2 separate regions of the Homo sapiens genome follow, and region 2 is linked to region 1. Evidence: chromatin loops called from intact Hi-C (ENCODE). Cell type or tissue: CD14-positive monocyte. All regions are shown on one strand. Each heading gives the region's core, and the rest is flanking DNA. Links, peaks and the distances in the headings are about the cores only.

Region 1 (15,780 bases), core at 5,632-9,631:
CTTATCCAAAGTCGATTCATACAAAAAGAAAAAGAAATAAAAAATAAATTATTTTAATGGCTTCATTGCTACATGTTTGTTTTTTTGAAAAGGAGTCTTGCTCTGTCGCCCAGGCTGGAGTGCAGGGGGGTGATCTCCCCTCACTGCAACCTCCGCCCCCTGGTTTCAAGCGATTCTCCTGCCTCAGCCTCCGAGTAGCTGGGTTTACAGGCATGAGCCACCACGCCCGGCTAATTTTTGTATTTTTAGTAGAGACAGAGTTTCACCATGTTGGCCAGGCTGTTCTTGAACTCCTGACCTCAAGTGATCTGCCCACCTTGGCCTCCCAAAGTGCTGGGATTACAGGCGCGAGACACCGAGCCCAGCCCTCATCTCTATTTTAAATTATAAAAAAATTTTTAAAAGAATTATTGAGGACCCAGATATTTATTAATTTATCAAAAAGTAATAATGAACTCATTACATGTAAACATAAACATATTTTTACGAAAAATACCTTCATTTCCAAAACAAAGAGAAATTTAGTGAGAAAAACAGCATTGTTTTACACTTTTGCAAATCTCTCAAGCAACTGTCTTAATTAAAGACTGTTGGAGCCTCATGTCTACTTCTGCATTCAGTCTGTTGCAATATGTTGGGGCTTTTAAAATTTTTATTTATTTTTTTATTTTGAAACAAAGTTTTGCCCTTGTCGCCCAGCCTGGAGTGTAATGTTGTGATCTTGGCTCACTGCATCCTCCACCTCCCAGGTTCAGGTGATTCTCCTGCCTCAGCCTCCCGAGTAGCTGGGATTACAGGAGTGCGCCACCACATCCAGCTAATTTTTTTGTATTTTTAGTAGAGATGGGGTTTCACCATGTTGGCCAGTCTGGTCTTGAACGCCTGACCTCAGGTGACCCGCCCACCTCAGCCTCCCAAACTGCTGGGATTATAAGCATGAACCACTGCGTCCCGCAATATATTGTTTTGATTGAAGAAAATCCAGCCTCCCGCAAACACGGAGTTGGAAAAAAAGACGAGTATTTTGATAGCTTTTTCAGATAATTGTGAATATTCTTCTTTAATGCTACGCCAAAACTTAACAAGCAATTGTTTCTTTAAGGTTGATTATAATGTAGAATCTGAACCCATATCAATGAACATTTCATGCTTTATTATATTAAAATGCACGGGCCTATCTTGTACTTTTGTTTGTTTGTTTGTTTTGGAGAAGGACTCTCACTCTGTTGCCCAGGCTGGAGTGCAGTGGTACCATCTTGGCTTACTGCAACCTCCACCTCCTGGGTTCAAGTGAGTCTCCCACCTCAGACTCCTGAGTAGCTGGGATTTCAGACACATGCCACCATGCTTGGCTAATTTTTCTGTTTTTAGTAGAGCTAGGATTTCACCATGTTGGCCAGGCTGGTCTCGAACTCCTGACCTCAAGTGATCTGCCTGCCTCAGCCTCCCAAGGTGCTAGGATTGCAGGCATGAGCCACTGTGCCTGGCCTATCTTGTACCGTGAATGGCTGTTTTACCTACATGTGATGTGCAGCATCATGTGGCCTCTTTGAAATTTTGTACCCATTAAATCACATACATCTCCCAAAAGATGACATGTCACTGAACAGTGTCAAAAAATAGCATTTGTTAGCACTGCCATCCATCGCATCAGAAAAATCTTTAAATATTGAGAAGTTGTCAAGCTTGTGGTGGTGTACACAAATTTTCCAAAATTCTAATTTTCCCTTGAAAGCTCCAAGTTCCAACTTTATCATTGGCAACAAATGCTTCAGTTTCTTGAAGGGACAGGCTCACTTTGCTCATTTATGAGAAAATGTCTGTCTGCCAAATGCCCAGATCTGAATACCCATCATGTGTCTGTTCGTCGTTCTTTCCCGTATAAACAGTGTTCTCGGCTGGGCGCAGTGGCTCACGCCTGTAATCCCAGCACTTTGGGAGACAGAGGCAAGCAGATCACGAGGTCAGGAGTTCGAGACCAGCCTGACCAACATGGTGACACCCCCCATCTTTACTAAAAATACAAAAATTACCCAGCCTGGTGGTGTGTGCCTGTGATCCCAGCTACTCAGGAGGCTGAGGCAGGAGAATTGCTTGAACCCAGGAAGCGGAGGTTGCAGTGAGCCAAGATCGAGCCATTGCACTCCAGCCTGGGTGACAGAGCAAGACTCCATCTCAAAAATAAATAAATAAATAAATTAATTAATTAATTTAAAAAATAAGATAAACTGTGTTCCCTGGACCAGAGGCTCGCGTGGCTCCACCTCTGACAAGTTGTTTCTGCGAGCCAGTCCCCTGCTCTGGAGCAGGCGCTCTGTGTGCATCCCTGCTTCATCACACAGGAGATCAAAAGGGTATGTACTTAAGTGACACAGGCATATTTTGTCCCCACAAGTGCTTATCTAGGGGAGTGCACAGAGACCTGCCTAGTCTGTGGCCACTGCCTTGCTTCCTGAAGTTCCAGCAGTTTCACCCATAGTGGCTTTTTTTTTTTTTTTTTTTTTTGAGGCTGGAGTGCAACGGCACGATCACGGCTCACTGCAGCCTCTACCACCCGAGCACAAGTAATTCTCCCACCTAAGCCTCCCATGTAGCTGGGACTATAGATGCGTGCCACCATGCCCAGATAATTTTATTATTATTATTATTATTATTATTATTATTACTTGTAGAGACGGGGTCTTGCCATGTTGCCTAGGCTGGTCTGGGCAAACTCTGCGGCTCAAGCTATCTGCCCGCCTCACCCTCCCAAAGTGCTGGGATTACAGGTGCGAGCCGCTGCACCCTGCCCACAGTGGCTTTTATGTCACCAATGCCATCACAGTGAAAAGGCAATACTGTCTTAGGATTGTGAGGGAAGGGTCTTAGGACTCCGGGACTCAGTGGGCAGCTGCTCACATTGCATGGGAAGCATCACAGATACCCAGCCACCAACGCCGATGGTGGAGGATGCTGTTTTGGTGACCTGAACCTGGGAGAGAAGCCGCTATCAGTGCTGTGATTCTCTGAAATGGTTAAACTCTTGGCGAAGTTCCCTACAAAACAAAGTCCAATCTTCCATTCATTTGTGTTCTCAGAGTATGTTTTAAAATATGCAAAAAGGCTGGGTGCAGTGGCTCACACCTGTAATCTCAGCACTTTGGGAGGTCGAGCCAGGTGGATAACCTGAGGTCAGGAATTCAAGACCAGACTGGGCAACATGGTGAAACCCCGCCTGTACTGAATATACAAAAATTAGCTGGGCATGGTGGTGCACGCCTGTAGTTCCAGCTACTCGGGAGGCTGAGGCACGAGAATCACTTGAACCCTGGAAGAGAAGGTTGCAGCGAGCCGAGATTGTGCCACTGCACTCCAGCCTGGCAACAAAGTGGGACTCTGTCTCAAAAATAAAAAATAGGCTGGGTGCCTGTAATCTCAGCACTTTGGGAGGCCGAGGTGGGTGGATCACCTGAGGTCAGGAGTTCAAGACCAGCCTGACCAACATGGTGAAACCCCATCTCTACTGGAAATACAAAATTAGTCAGGCGTGGTGGCGCATGCCTGTAATCCCAGCTACTTGGAAGGCTGAGGCAGGAGAATCGCTTGAACCCGGGAGGCGGAGTTTGCAGTGAGCCGAGATTGTGCAATTGCACTCCAGCCTGGGTAACAAGAGCAAAACTCCGTCTCAAAAAATACAATAAAATAAATAAAAAATAAAATAAAATAAAATATTCAAAAATACCTCATGTTTAGGTGTGAAATGGAGTTTGGTTTTTCAGTGACACGAATATGTGAAAGTGTCTTGTCTCACCCCCAGCCCTCAGCTAGGGTTGCCCCAAAAGTGGTGGCAGAGGAGTTCCCACAAGGGAGTGCCTGAATCATCCTGAAGGGGGGCCAGCTGGGATTCCAAAGAGAGAAGCACGAAGCGCCGGGGTGATGAGTCCAGGCTTTTATTAGGGGAGCTCACTTCCACAGGGCCGTGCACATCCTCAGGCAGCCAGGAGAGAAAGGGAGGTCCACCTAGGTGTGTCCACAGCCATGAGGTCAGGGTGTGGAATTTTTCTGAGGCTTTAAGGAATTGGGCTCAAGCCTGGGGCCAGTTTTGTTCAGGGTTTTGGGCAATAACCTAGACTTCTTTATCAGTGCCTGGGAATGTTCGAGGCCCTGGTTTGGGTTCAAGCCTGCTGGGAAGCCCTGCAGCTGGTTGGGTCATGAAACAGTCAAGGCACTCTAGATTTTCGGTCAGGACACGGAAAGAAAGTGGGACAAACTAGGGGACGCTACAGAAGGGACATTTGAAAATCAGAATACTTTGGACAGTTTTTTTGTTGTTGTTGTTCCAAAGGGCGGCTCTGAGCATTGCAGGATGTTCGGCCGTCCTGGTCTCTGGCCCAAACACCAGCAGTGCCTCCCACATCCCTGCAACAACCCAAACCGTCCCTATGAGTACTCAAAACGCCACGAGGCTCCAGCTCTGCCTGCTGGAGCCCCAAGGATCTAACCCCTCTGGAGCCAAGGACATGTTGCATGCCAGGGATCCCTTACTGGGTGACTGAAGCAGGGTTAGGGTCAGGGGAGGGACCCCAGTGAGCAGTTGATGAGCTCAGGTCGGCCATCTTGTGTGGTGCTGCTGGGAGGGTACAGGCCCAGAGCTGGGCACTTGCCGGGGAGACCAGATGTGTGTGCTGAAAAGTATCTGCATGATCTTGTCTTCAAGGAGCTGGTGAATGTCAGGCCTGGAAGGAGTTGAACAGCCAGGGAGACAGCAGGGCATGTGGCGTTTCCAGACCCTAAACCTGCTGTCAGCCTTGGGATGAGACCTCCCCAGGTGCAGCCTCACCCCTCCAGGGCCTGCATGCTGCGTGCTCTGCTTTTCCTTGGGCCTTCACATATGCCGCATCCTCAGCCTGCGGCACTCTCGCCGACCTGCTGTGTGTGCCTGGTGGACTTCCCTCCGCTTCTCACTTCAGATACTGCCTCCTCCAGGAAGCTCTCTCTGACCCCCTCAGTCTGAGCTGAGTGGCCTTGCAGGCCCTGTACTCACCCACTGAAGCATTTACCCCTCTCTATCCCTATTTGTGGGTCTCTCTCCCTAGTAGAGCTGGGAGTCCACAGAGGGCTCTAATTCTCTCTTGAATTCCCAGGCCTAACATAGGGCTGGCAACCATGGTCAGTAATATCTGTGGGCTGAAGGAGAAGGCAGAAACATAGAGTGGAAGGCAGGGAGGTGTAGGGAGACAGAGTTTGAGGGCAGGAAGGTTTGAAGGGTCAGAGGAGGAGGCGCCTGTGGAGGGTTGCAAAGACAAGAACGGTGCCAAGCCATGGCACGGAGGGAGGGACAAGGGCTGAAGGGAGAGACGCAGAATTCATGGTAGGGCCGGGCCCCAGGGACTCTAGGACAATGGCCCATGCCACTAGCCTGAGGAGTGTGCCCTCCGAGTGAGGACAAAACAAGAAACCATTACCGCGGAAGTGCACAGGCCCTAAAATGTCTAGAGTGCTGAGTTCACAGGACCCTTAAAGATCACAAATCTGAGCCCGGTGTGGTAGCTCACGCCTGTATTCCCAGCACTTTGAGAGGCCAAGGCAGGTGAATCACCTGAGGTCAGGAGTTTGAGACCAGCCTGACCAATATGGTGAAACCTCATCTCTACTAAAATTACAAAAATCAGCTGGATGTGGTGGCGTGCACCTGTAGTCCCAGCTACTTGGGAGGCTGAGGCAGGATAATTGCTTGAACCCAGGAGGCAGAGGTTGCAGTGAGCCGAGATTGCACTACTGTACTCCAGCCTGGGCGACAGAGAAAACAAACAAACAAACAAACAAAAAACAAACCACTAGTCTGATTGACCATTGTATAGATGAGGAAAACCAAGGCCGAGTCCAATGTGACATTTCTGGGGTCAAGGCCAGTCTGCCCCTGGAGAATTTCTTGTCCATAGAGGCTTAGGGTTTCTTATGGCAAAATACTTCCCCTACTGCACTCACTTGCACTCCAATTCCCGCTACTATGCATTTCTTCAGCTTAAGGCACCTAAAGCAGAAATGTCAGTTTCAGATCCCACAGGGCTCCCATGGCTGGGTGTGGACACTTCCCATGGCTCAGTGGAGCATGCATGACCCTGCAAGAACAGGTCAAACAGGCCGTGTGATCCCTTGATCTGAACTGTTGGCTACTAACTGAAATTATGTTTAAAAACCAGACATGATGCCTTTAAGACTGTGCAAGTCAAGCAGATCCTTTAGGGGACAGACTCAGTGGCCAACTGTCTGGGAGGCCCAGTTGGGACTTCCCATGATTTTGGAAATGGACTTCCTCATTATTTTGGAAATCCCCCAGAAGGGTATCCTTGGAGCCTCTTAGTCACCGATACCAACGGTACCATACTCAGAGATGTTTTCCAAAAGGAGGCTCAAATTGGGAGGGCTTTGGGGGGCTGGAGGATGGTAGGGAGGGAGGAGGGGAGCAGAGGGCAGAGGGGAAGCTGGCCTGTACAGGATTGAAAAAAAGAGAGAAGGAAAGTTGCTTCCTTCTAATGTGCTCATTTATGCCATTCATACAAAATTCCTGAGTTTGTTTAACTCCTTCATTTTATTTTTATTTTTTAATCACTTTTTTTTTTAAAGACAGGGTCTTGCTCTGTTGCCCAGGCTGGGGTGCAGTGGCAAGATCTCCGCTCACTCTAACCTCTGCCCCCCGGGCTCAAACGATCCTCCTGCCTCAGCCTGCAGGTAGCTGGAACTACAGGTGCCACCACACTGGGCTCACCTCCTTCATTTTAGAGCTGAGGAAATGGAAGTCCAATAAAAGAGTGACTTGCCCAAAGAACCAGCAGGTGGTGGCAGGGCTACCCTGTGGTAGGGGTTGGGGGCAGAGGTAGAATCCAGGTCTCCAGGCTCTTTCCTCTCTCAGGAAGAAGGTGAGGGTGAGTGTGCCCGGCGCTGGCCTCAGCACCACACAGCTTATCTCCATTTTACAGGGAGAGGGAAGAACTCTTACAAGGTTCCACAAGCAGCCGGTATCGGCATGGATGAGACCCCCTCAGGTTGGATAAGTTCGCAGGAGAGACAATTTCCCATGGGCTGGGAGAGACGGTTGTTTCTTGGAAGAGATGGCCCCAAAGGGTGGACAGGAAGGGATAGAGAGAGAGAAACAGAGAGAGGAGAGGGAGAGAGAGAGAGAGAGAGGACACACAGAGAGAGTTAAAGATCAATAAACAGCGGGGAAAGGTGTGAAGTGACAACTGAGCCCTTCCACAGACTCTCTCCCTAGTTCGACTGCCCCCCACCCCCACCCCCAAGGGACCCACTCGACGCTGCCCGCGCATGCCCCAACCCGTTCGTGCCCCCGCCTGGCCGCGTGCAGTCTCGCGGATGCGTCAGGCCACGAGTGCGCCACTGCTCGCCCCGCGCTGCGTCCCAGCAGACCTGCGCGCCTCTCCTCTGCCCCGGTCTGCGCCCTCAACCCCGCGCTTCCGCTATATTCCGGAGGAATCTGAAATCAGATTCAGATGTGAAGCGCGGTTTCGGATCCTCTTTCGCTTCTCTATCTCGAGAAACTTGAAACTGCGTCCTCTAGGATTGCATCAAACTGCATCTTGAGCGTGGAGGAGGACTGCTGAGCCCCACGGGTTCGCCGGGCTGGAGAGGTCTTGCGCAACCTGAGGGTTGGGGAGAGAGGGGTGTTAGCGGAGGGAATGGGCCCTGACGGCCCTAGAAGCTTCCCCGAGCGCCTCCCACCTCCAGCGGACTTGCTGTTAAAAACGCAATTAATGCGTCCTGTGAGTCAGAATAAGGATGACTACTTATGGAAGAGGAAGGAGTGACTGGGGTGGGGCGCGTGGAGAGACTTCTGCTGTGGCTGGCAAAGTTCTTTTTCTTGGTCTCGGAGGCAGTTCACTTTGTAGTAATTAGTTAAGCCGTACATCAGAACCATTGGATTCTGTATCCGGGTTTTATTTTTACAATAAAAATACGTTTAAAATAATCAGTTACAGTTATAAAACTGAAATTCTTCCCATTCTAATTTTCTTTCTCTTTTTCTTCCTTCTTTCTTTCTCTCCTCCTCCTCCTTTTTCTTCTTTTGTTGTTGTTGTTTTGTTTTTTATTTTTTATTTATTTATTTGAGACAAGAGTTTTGCTGTTGCCCACGCTGGAACACAGTGGCACGATCTGGCTCACTGCAGCCTTGACCTCCTGGGCTCAAGCGATCCTCCCTCCTCAGCTTCCCGAATAGCTAGGATCATAGGCGTGGACCATCACACCCGGCTAATATTTTTTATTATTTATGTAGAGACAGGGTCTCGCCATGTTGCCCAGGCTGGTCCTGAACTACTGGGCTCAAACGATCCTCCTACCTCAGTCTCCTAAAGGGTTGAGATTACACGTGTGAGCCACTTTGCCCGCCTGAGCAGCTTTTTAAGTCAGGCATTGAGTCAGTATCTCTGGGGACTGAGAAGAGGTATATATTTTTAAAGTTCCTCCAGTTTTTCAAAAGGGCAGCCAGGATTGAGAAACACTGGGCTATCATGGTGGGATTCCATATTAAGATTTTGAAAGCCACAGGCCTTGAAGAAGGAAGCAGAGGCTCCCAGAAGCCCAGGTGGATGCTCTGCCTGAGCCCTCCCAGCAGGCGAGGTGCAAAGCTGGCCTGGAGCAGGAACTCCCACTGCCCACGCCAGGGCTCTGCCCTCAGACCACCCTGAGTGTGCCTCCTTCATGCAAATTTCTCTGTCTTCAGATTGGAGATCATGGGGTAAAGATATATGTATATGTGTGTGTGAGAGTATATATATATATGATATATATATATATATGATATATATGATATATATATATAAAAGATATATATAAGGTGTATATATATAAAAGATATATATAAGGTATATGTATATATAAAAGTATATATATATTTTTTTTAAATTAAGATTTAGGCCAGGCATGGTGGCTCATGCTTGTAATCCCAGCACTTTGGGAGGCTGAGGCAGGTGGATCTCCTGATGTCAGGAGTTCGAGACCAGCCTGGCCAACATGGTGAAACCCCGTCTCTACTAAAAATACAAAAATTAGCTGGGCATGGTGGCACAAGCCTGTAATCCCAGCTATTCGAGAGGCCGAGGTGGGAGAATTTCTTGAAACTGGGAGGCAGGCGGAGGTTGCAGTGAGCTGAGATTGTGCCACTGCACTCCAGCCTGGGCAACAGAGTGAGACTCTTGTCTCAAAAAAAACAAAAACAAAAACAAAAACTAAGATTTATATTACTGTTGCAATTATTAAGGCAATGCAGTTCTAATAAATAACCATCCAAAGATGTACATAAATGCAATTCACAAAATAAGAAATCCACATAGGCTGTAATCATGGAAAAGGAGTCTCACCAAGTTTTAAAGAGACACAAATTAAACCAACAATGAAACATTTTCTCACCTATACCATTGGCAAAGATAAAATGCTAATGCTGCATAAATATGGGGAAATGAGTACTACCTTCAAATTCATACCTGTACAATCTTCTAAAAGGAATGTATTAATGTGGAGGAAAAGCATTAAACATGCCTTCTGTTTGCTCCAGCAATTACACTTCTAGGAAAAACACATGTGCCGAGGTATATGTTCATTGCAGAGTCATATGTCATGATTAAAGTAATTGGAAACAGCACAAAAATCCAGAGATAAGAGATTTGTTACCAAAAAAAAATTCTGCATCCTACAGTGGAAATTAAGCAGCCATCAAATAGAATGAAGTCTTTAAGTTAAAAAAAAAGAAAAAAGAAAGAAAAGAAAAAAGGGCTGGGCGCAGTGGCTCACACCTGTAATCCCAGCACTTTGGGAGGCCAAGGTGGGCGGATCACCTGAGGTCGGGAGTTCGAGACCAGTCTGACCAGCATGGAGAAACCCTGTCTCTACTAAAAATACAAAAAAATTGGCCGGGCGTGGTGGCTCATGCCTGTAATCCCAGCTACTCGGAAGGCTGAGGCAGGAGAATCGCTTGAACCTGGGAGTAGAGGTTATGGTGAGCCGAGATTGGGCCATTGCACTCCAGCCTGGGCAACAGGAGCAAAACTCCATCTCAATAAATAAATAAATAAATAAATAAATAAATAAATAAATAAATAAAAATAAAGGGAGGAAGAAGGAAGGAAAGGAAAGGAAAGGAAGAGGCAGCCAGGCACGGTGGCTCACACCTGTAATCTCAGCAATTTGGGAGGCCAAGGCGGGTGGATTGTGTGAGCCCAGGAGTTCAAGACCAGCCTGGGCAACATGGTGAAATCCGATGTCTACAAAATATACAAAAATTAGCCAGGCCTGGTGGTACATGCCTATATTCCCAGCTACTTGGGAAGCTGAGGTGAGGATGACTTGAGCCCGGGGAGGTCAAGGTTGCAGTAAGCTGTGTTCACGCTATTGCAGTCCAGCCTGGGTGACAGAATGAGAGCTTATCTCAAAAAAAACAAACAAACAAACAAAAAAAACAGAGATTGAGTCTGGCCAGGTGCAATGGCTCACGCCTGTAATTCCAGCACTTTGGAAGCCTGAGGTAGGAGGCTTGCTTGAGGTCAGGAGTTTGAGACCAGCCCGGCCAACATAGTGAAACCCCATCTCTAAAAAAAAAGGTTTTTTTAAATAAAGAAAAAATGTTAAATATAAAGGGGATGAGGCTGATTGATCTATATGAATTGATGTGGAGAAATGGATATATCATGTTACATGAAAAAATAAGTTCCAAAACAGTAGTTCTATATACACACATGTATATATGTGTATGTATTTGTGCATACATGCATGTCCATGTGTGTATATATATATACACACAGGTATGTGTATATGTGCATAAGTGCATGTATAGATACGGATGTGTATATGTAGTATGTATGTGTATATGTATGTATGCGTGTTGTAACCCAGAAAAGTGTCTGAGGCAAGTCTCCATCAATATTTAGAGGTCTATTTTGACAAGACTGAGGACGTGCCCCAAAAAAGAGGCATATGCCACAGTGGGATCTGTGGCCGCATAATTTTTTCAGAGAAGATTTTGAGGGCTTCAGTATTAGAAGGAGAAAGAGCAGGCAGGAGGGAAAGTGGGGAAGGAAAAAAAAAGGAGGGTAGGCAGTGAGATAAGGGGGCACATTTCTGTGAGGCTTTGATTAGTGCTCACCAAATCCACGTGTTACCTATGAAAGGAGAGGGTGGAGGCACAGGCAATTATGCCTCTGTCGCCGGCTCAGTAAATCTGCATTTGTCTCTGGGTGGCTGGAGGGGTGATTTCTAGTCTTGTCTTTGTCTTATACCTGTGAAGATAAGGTGTTAATGTACATGGTCAGGGTGAGGGAAGCCACCAGCGGAGACACGGTCTTCTATTTTGTAGCTATCTGCTTAGAAACAAAAAGAAAGGCAGTTTGACCAGGTGTGGTGGCTCACGCCTGTAATCCCAGCGTTTTGGGAGGCCGAGGCAGGTGGATCACCTGAGGTCAGGAGTTCGAAACCAGCCTGCCCAACATGGTGAAACCCCATTTCTACTAAAAATAAGAAAATTAGCCAGGCATAGTGGTGGGCACCTATAATACCAGCTACTCAGGAGGCTGAGGCAGGAGAATCGCTTGAACCCAGGAGGCAGAGGTTGCATTGAGCTGACATTGTGCCACTGCACTCTAGCCTGGGCAACAGAGTGAGAATCTGTCTCAAAAGAAAAAAAAAAGAAAGAAAGAAAGAAAAAAAGAAAGGGCAGCTTTTGGTGTGACTCAGTTTCCAAGCTTAACTTTTCCCTTTGGCATAGTGAGTTTGGGGTCCTGAGATTCTATTTTCCCTTCACTCTGTGTACGTGTATATGTGGGTGTCCATGTGTATATGTGTATATAGGTACAGGAATGTGACCACTTACCTCACTGCCTGTGTTTTATGTGTGTGTGCATGACTAAGAAAATATTAACTATTAACACTGGTTATCTCTGGGCAGTGGAATTACAGGGGTTCTTTCACTTTTTACTCTCATACATATCTATATTGTTTGTATTTTTATTTTTTTACCAGCAGAATGTACTGTTTTTTGTTTTTGTTTTTGTTTTTGTTTTTTGAGACAAGGTCTTGTTCTATCGCCCAGGCTGGAGTGCAGTAGCACGATCTGGGCTCACTGCAACCTCTGACTCCCAGGTTCAAGCGATTCTCATGCCTCAGCCTCCCAAGTAGCTGGGATTACAGGCATATGCCACCACAGCCTGGCTAATTTTTGTATTTTTAGTAGAGACGGGGTTTCACCATGTTGGTCAGGCTGGTCTTGAACTCCTGACCTCAATTGATCCACCGGCCTCGGGCTCCCAAAGTGCCACCATGCCTGGCCATACTGATTACTGATTTTATAATCAGAAAAGAAGTGTAAAATATTTTTCATTTTTAAAGAAAAAAGCAGGCCGGGTGCAGTGGCTCACACCTGCAATCCCAGCACTTTGGGAGGCAGAGGGGGGCGGATTACCTGAGGTCAGGAGTTCAGGTGGCTAACATAGTGAAACCCTGTTTTTACTAAAAATACAAAAAATTAGCCAGGTGTGGTGGTGCGCGCCTGTAATCCCAGTTACTTGGGAGGCTGAGGCAGGAGAATCACTTGAACCCGGGAAGCAGAGGTTGCAGTGAGCTGAGATTGCATCATTGCACCCAGCTTGGGCAACAAGAGTGAAACCCTGTCTGGAAAAAAAACAAGCAATACATATATATTAAAGAAAATGCCAACAAGAAGAATAAAAAACCCAAGTTCCCCAAGTTCTCCCCAGTTCCATCCCACAAAAGCCACTGCAGTACCGTTTTGGCCCATTTGCTTCCTATCTTTCTCCTATGCCTTTTTAAAATAGCTGTTGTTATTCAGCATAAATTATTTCACATCCTGTTTTTCTACACCTGACTTCTTGATGTTCATATTTTTCTCCGTTATGAAAAAGCCCTCACAAATGGCCCTCTGATTGGGCCTATAACATGTTGTGACTGTCTTGATTTTCTTAACAGCTTTCTTATTGTCAGACATTTGGCTCATCTCCAGTCTTTTACCATTGAACTAATGCCCTGATCAGCATCTCTGTATGAGTGTTTTCCTGGCCATAGGCCTTAGGACGCATTCCCAGCTGTTAAATTACTGGGCTAACGGAAAGGAACACATTTGAGTCCCTGACTCCTCATTGCCAAATTGCATTCTGCGCAGGTGGAGCCGTGGTGCCCCTCGAAAGATAATTTTTCTTTCGTTTTCTAGTAAGTCCAGTTGCTTTTCTGAATCTTCTTCCTGCAAACAGACTCAGTTTTCCCTGCTTCTGTCCTCCTTCCCCGTGGTTTAATGGACAGAGAAGGTCCTGTGGGTTCAACTCATAGCTGGGTCTAAGGCTGGCTATGTAGCTTTGGGAAAATCACTTGCCCTCCCTGGGCCTCCTCCATGTCTCTCCTCTAGCTCTTGCCTTCCTTCCCACGTGGCTTGAAAGATAATGTGCCTGACTTTGCCTTCCAGAGGTCAGATGGGGTTGGATAGTACTGTTATCTTTCTTCTCCAGGATAGCAGCAAACCTTTCCCTCCAAGTTTTCCTCCAGAGATCTGGCAAGAAATGTTCCCTTCGTTTGTAAGGAAGGCCTTCTGGTTTCCTACCTGGCACCATGGAGTGGAAAGGTGACCTTTCCTAGAACATCTCCCCAAGGCCAGCCTTCTCCCAAGAGAAAGAAAACAGGGCCTGTTGGCTCACGGTTCGTTCTGTTTTCCCTTCCTTGAAAATCAGGGTAGAGAAGCTCCAAGTAACTTTCCTCCTCCTTGGCCTGCCCAGAGGCCAAACAAGATTGTTACTGAAGACTCAGGGAGGCTGGGCATGATGGCTCACACCTGTAATCCCAGCACTTTGAGAGGCTGAGGTGAGTGGATCACAAGGTCAGGAGTTCAAGACCAGCCTGGCCAACGTGGTGAAACCCCGTCTCTACTAAAAATACAAAAATTAGCCAGGAATGGTGGCAGCCACCTGTAATCCCAGCTGCTTGGGAGGCTGAGGCAGAAAATTGCTTGAACCCAGAGGCGGAGGTTGCAGTGAGCTCAGATCGTGCCACTGCACTCCAGTCTAAAAAAAAAAAAAAAATTGCCGGGCATGGTACTGGGTGCCTGTAATCCCAGCTACTCAGGGGGCTGAGACTGGAGAATCGTTTGAACCCAGGAGGCAGAGGTTGCAGTGAGCCGAGATTGCACCTGGGTGACAGAGTGAGACTCTATCTCAAAAAAAAAGACTCAGGGAAACAGCACTAGAAACCCTGGATTCACCCATTCCCACATGCATGGGAAGGAGAGAAAAGACATCATCTTTGTTCATCCCTCACAAGTTCGTGATTGAGGCATTCTCCTCAAACAAAAGATAGATTGACAAGAAAAAGAAGCAATTTTATTTTTAACACGTGCTATGCCCATCATGTGGGAGAAACCTCAGTTCAAAAATATCTTTTGAAGGCTGGGCACAGTGGCTCACACCTGTAATCCTAGCATTTTGGGAGGCTGAGGCGGGGGAATCACTTGAGGCCTGGAGTTTGAGACCAGCCTGGGCAACATAGCAAGACCTTCGTCTCTACAAAAAAATTTACAGTTAGCTGGGCATGGTGGCTCAAACCTGTAGTCCCAGCCACTTGGGGGCAGGATCGATTGAGCCCCAGAGGTCAAAGCTGCAGTGAGCCTAGATTATGCCACTGCACTCCACCCTAGGTGACATATCAGGACCCTGTCACACACACACACACAAAGGCCGGGCACAGTGGCTCATGCCTGTAATCCCAGCTACTCGGGAGGCCAAGGCGGGTGGATCACCTGAGGTCAGGAGTTTGAGACCAGACTGACCAATATGGTGAAACCCTGTCTCTACTAAAAATACAGAATTGGACTCACACCTGTAATCCCAGCTACTCGGAAGGCTGAGGCAGGAGAATTGCTTGAACCTGGGAGGCAGAGGTTGCAGTGAGCCAGGATCGTGCCATTGCACTCCAGCCTGGGTGACAGAGCAAGACTGTCTCAAAAAAACAAAACAGAACAAAACAAAACAAAAAAATGTCAAGGAGGCATATTTTAGGGGTGGAATACTCTGGTTTCCTTCAAATGTATCAGTTCATTGTTACATTTATTCATGAAATAATTTGCTTAGTCACCTATTTAACTAGGGTTCCTGAAGGCCTTCTGTGGGGTGCCTGGCTTGGTGCCCTTGAGATGTGCCTGGGAGCCAGCTTCTGCCCCTTAGCATCACATGCTGAGGGAGGCATTGTGAGACAGTCATGGCTTCCCCTTCAGGCCTGCTGAGCTCTGCATGGCCCGGCTCACTTCCACCTCATGCCCAGCTCAGCCCTCCTTCTGCCAGACACATGTGCACCCAGGACTCTGCCTGGAAGATGAGCTCTGTGCCCCACCCCTCTGCCAGGCTGACTCTTGCCTATGCTTGGGTCTCAGCTCAGATCCGCCTGCTCCCAGAAGCCTTCTACGGCTGCCCAATTCTGGACTGGGTGGCTTCCGAGGCAGCCCCTCCCTTTAAATCTGACCACATGCCCTGTGGTCTCTGCCCCTTCTCTTGTAGGTCCCCCCCCCACCCCTGACCGCAGACTGTAACCTCTGGAGGGCAGAGATGGTATCTGTCTCATTAAGCCTTGGATCTGTTTTATCCCAAACAGTGTTCAGCATGCCCTAGGTGCCCAGTAAACACATGGGGAGAGGGGTGAAAGGTGTAAGGATTGCTGGGAGCAGCAGGCAATGTGCAGCGTAGCTCTCTGAAAGATACAGACCTCAGAAATGCTGCAGGAGCCCGGTGGGGCTGGGATGAT
Region 2 (4,000 bases), core at 1-4,000, 130 kb after region 1:
GATGAGTTGGGGCTTTTTATCTATTATGATAAAACATATATAATGTAAAATTTGCCATTTCAACCATTTTAAGCCTACAGTTTGGTGGCATTAATTACATTCACAATGTGCAACCGTCACCACTGTCTATTTTCAAAACTTTCATCACTTAGGCTTCTTTTGACCTTGAGCTCTGTGGCATGGGGTCTGCGAAGGCCCTGCTCTCCCTTTTCAGAGAACAACCTGTAGCCAAGGGTGTTCCAGCTGTACCTTGTGGGCTGGGATGAGGACTCTGTTCCCTCTCTTGCCTGGAGCTGCCTGAGCTGTAGGTGACAGGTCTTGTTTCTGAGTGCTCCAGGGGCATAGGGCGGCAGGCACAGGGCTCTCTTTGAAAGGAGAACCGCCTTATCTTCCATGCCTCTGTAGGTTGCTGGGGGTCTAGCTGTGGGACTCTGGGGAAAGGCGGGTCTCCTGCTTCCTGGCCTTCCCTCTCTGAGCCTCAGTTTATGCTCAGGAGGAGCAATGGGAATGGGGCTTCACCTTGGCTACCTCTCTGCCCTTTCAGACATCACGGCTGCAGCCCTGGCTACGGGTGCCTGCATCGTAGGAATCCTCTGCCTCCCCCTCATCCTGCTCCTGGTCTACAAGCAAAGGCAGGCAGCCTCCAACCGCCGTGAGTATTCCTCCCTGCCTGGGGTGGGTGGACGGTGCGAGTGACCTGCTCCAGCCCCCAGTTCAGCCCCTGGGATTCGCAAAGGCACGATGCAGGCACAATTCCTTTTCATTTGAGAGTTGGGAGCAGCTGCACTTCCCGCCAGGAGCTGGGCGAAATGGCCGAGAGAAAGGAGGCATGCCATTTCCGGGGGCCAAGTGCCCACCAGCCCCTTTGGCTCCCAGGCAGTGCTGGCTCGGCACTCAATACATGTCTTCTGAATGAATGATCATATGCAGTAGCTCAAGTTGCTTTATAAAAGCAAGTTGCTGCCACTCAGAGATCCTTGGGGGACCTGTTTAAGGTATGGGCGTGCTTGTTTTGTAATTAGTAGCAATTGTTGGGACAAAAAATGATCTTTGGAATATCAGAAGTGGAAGGGGTCTTACAGACAACTTAGCTCAACCCTTTCTTTTTCCAGATGAGAAGGCTAAGATCAGTGGGGTTACATAACTGACTGAATGTTACGTAACTTAGTAAGTGGCAGAGCTAGGACTCAATCTCAGAGCTTTCAACGCATGCTCTTTCCAGGGAATAGAAGTCCACCATATAATAAAAATGCTCTCACTTACTCCTCATTGCAAGTCCAAGAATTTGGTCCTACCATTGTCCCCATTTTACTGATGGGCAAACGGAGGCACAGAGGGGTTAAGTAACTTGCCTAAGGAACCACACAGCAAATAAGTGGTGGGGCTGGGCTTTAAGTCATGGGCACAAACATCTTTCACCTCCCACCCTGGCCAGGTGACAGTGCCCCTTGCCTAGTTCCTGACCCTGCCCTTGAGTCTTGGTTAGTCTGAGTCCTCCAAGAAGGGGCTAGGGAGTTTTTTACCCTTGCCTCCCCTCCCTGGCCTCTTCCCGTCTGCCTGGCTACAGAGGTAACTGAGAAAGGATTGCTCTGGTGCCAGGTGGCTTTTGGCTCGCAACTTATTTCCTGTGGCCGGCCCTTAACAACTTGTCATCCCTCCCTCCCCTCATTCCCGGGGGCCCCCACGTGAAGCCCCATAGTGGGTCACTCGGGGGCTGTGGCCACCTCACCCTTGCTTTCAGAACTCCCCTATTCCTCTCCTAGAACACACCACAACCTACCTGCAGGAATACCCATGGCTGGGGGTGGGTGGGGGCAGGTAAAGGGCTTGGAACAGAAGAGCAACGCTGGGCAGCAGGGCAGGGGGAGCAGGTGTTGCTGTGCCCTCCCTGGTGGAAGGCTGGCCCAGAGAGCCTGCTCAGGAATGAGGCACTCTCAGGAAAAAAAGAAAAGGAAAGGGCTGGGAGCCTTGAGGACGGCAGTTTGCTGGAGAGGCCAACAGGTGTGGATTTCCATCCTGCTTTGGACTGAGCCTCAGTTTCCCCAGCTCTAAAATGGGACCAACAACCCTCACCCCAAAGGGTGGCACAGAGGATGAGATGAGGGAATACCCGTGTGCACCTGCACGAAGCCTGACCCATGAGTCGGCTGTAAGCAATAGCCATGGTTTGAATAGATTTCAGGAACTTTTGGGTAACTTCCCTGTGTTTGTTCTGTTGTTGTGCCCCTCCCCCACCATCTGTTTCCCCATCGTAATCAGCAGTAAATCTCCTTAAAACGAGAAGCATCTGTGGGAGGACATGGGGTGCTGCATGAAAGAGGGAAGTTGGGGTCACTGCATCTAATTGGTGGCCAGTTTGGGGGGTGGGGTGTCCCAAGGCTGAGGCAAGCGGCAGCAACTTGGATGAGAAGCAGAAAGTGAGTGAAGTGGCTGGGAAGTGATCGGGGACTTGCACCTTGTAAGGTTTCCCTGAGAGATGTCCCCTAGAATGCCACCCTATTAGGCAATGTAGGGGATAGGACAGAGAGGACCAGGAGCCCTCTAATTAGGAACTGACCTTAAACACTCCCACCCAGTAAGTCATGGCTAAAGACCAGAACCTGGCAAATGTTCAAACAAGAGACACCAGTTAGCAAATTCAAGAGTTGACCTTTGCTCGATACTTAAATCCTGAAGGTCTGACACTGTGTAAGTCAAGCCATAGGAGAAAGCGCTGGCTGCCTTTGGTCTCCTGATGGCAGATAGCGTTCTTACACTCCTGGAAAATGCAGATAGAGTTTCATTTATCAGTCGTCAAAATGGGCCCCTCATGGAGGCCCCATCTGCTGGACAGACACGCAGATCGCTTGCTGGACAGCACCCATGTGAAAAGAAATGGAGTCCGGAGCTGTGCAGGGCCCTCCTGGGCTCGCTCCTGTTCCCTGCAGGGCATCTGCCAGCAGGGGCAGGGATGTTGTATGGGGAAGCCTTCCCTTCCATGACCAGCTTCTCTGTCTGTCTGTCCCTAGGTGCCCAGGAGCTGGTGCGGATGGACAGGTAAGGCCCATGGAGACCTTCTTGAGAAAACTTCCTGGGCCGGCTATCCAGGAAGAGATACTTCTGTGCAGTAGGGGCCCTGTTTAGCTGCCTAGAGCAGCTGGTCAGAAGAGCCTCTGCCATCTGCTGCTGAAGCCTGCACATCTGTGCAGATTGGCTGTTCTCCTGCCACCCCGACTCAGCAGGCTGAGCTCTGATTCTGCTCAGATGTGTCATGCACCCACCTTCGGGTCTCAGTGGTCAGCCTGGGCCAGGATGGGGACAGGGAGGAAGCACTGTCTGGGGCAGACAGTGAGACATGCAAAGGAGGCCAGCGGGCCCAGCCCCAGCCACAGCCCTTGAGCTGTGCCTCCTGCCCGCAGAGAACTCCAAGGAGAAAGCTGTTAGGCCGCTGCAGGCCACAAGGGCAGAGGCTGAGGGGTCCCAGAGTGGTGCAGTGGGCTGGGTCTAGGGGCAGAGGGGATGGGGACTGTGTATTGGTGTGCTCTGGGCAGGAAGCTGCCATGCAGCCTGGCCTGGAGGGTGTGTTCAGGGAACCCAAGTTCCTGCCCCGGTACCTGCAACACCAAACACAAAGCTCCTCTAGGTGTTTGAAAGGGATGATCTTCAAGACAGGTTGAAGGAAGTCCTGCTTGCAACTCATCTAGAATCTAAGAGTTGCAGGGGTCTTCAGAAGTTATCCCACTCCCAACTGGGAAGAGAAGAGAACCCCTCCCCTCAGCTCAAGACAGGCTTTGGGGATGTTCGATCCTAATGCCATCAACTCTATTGACCAAAGAGAAACTTGTCCCCAAATTCCTGAGGCTGAAGTTCTAGAAGTGTCTGTGATTTTTGGCTTCCTGGCTGTGCCCGGGGTTGATGGTCAGACCACAGGGAGGAGCTGGGGTCTGTTCTGGTGGGCCCTGATGCCCTCAGCTCAGGACAGGTGGGCAGGTGCAGCCCATGGCCTTTGCTCTGTGGGCCT

The links. A loop is a pair of places that touch in the nucleus more often than their neighbours do. Peaks named below come from ENCODE experiments on the same cell type or tissue, not always from the same donor. Only the 100,000 strongest peaks of a DNase experiment are listed, where the experiment ranks them.
Region 2: it touches region 1 in a loop (4-fold over the local background); 2 of 110 quality-filtered maps call a loop at or near these places.

The regions. Positions count from the first base shown.
Region 1 is chr10:71,880,709-71,896,488 of GRCh38, reverse strand. No RefSeq gene overlaps it. Among named protein-coding and RNA genes, the nearest start is that of LINC03139, 11 kb to the right of the region's middle. RefSeq lists a silencer at 7,322-7,411. In CD14-positive monocyte, for the core only: CTCF peaks have their summits at 6,916 and 7,301 (motif pointing left); DNase peaks (open chromatin) are centred at 6,238, 7,518 and 8,448; H3K4me3 peaks cover 2,784 bases; H3K27ac peaks cover 4,000 bases.
Region 2 is chr10:71,752,011-71,756,010 of GRCh38, reverse strand. All of the region lies in intron 38 of CDH23 (cadherin related 23), which reads right to left. It overlaps VSIR (V-set immunoregulatory receptor), which reads left to right. Exons shown (of 7, transcript NM_022153.2): 4 at 545-652; 5 at 3,009-3,036. Among named protein-coding and RNA genes, the nearest start is that of VSIR, 20 kb to the left of the region's middle. In CD14-positive monocyte, for the core only: no CTCF peak of the experiment used is centred there; DNase peaks (open chromatin) are centred at 1,170, 2,260 and 3,285; H3K4me3 peaks cover 4,000 bases; H3K27ac peaks cover 4,000 bases.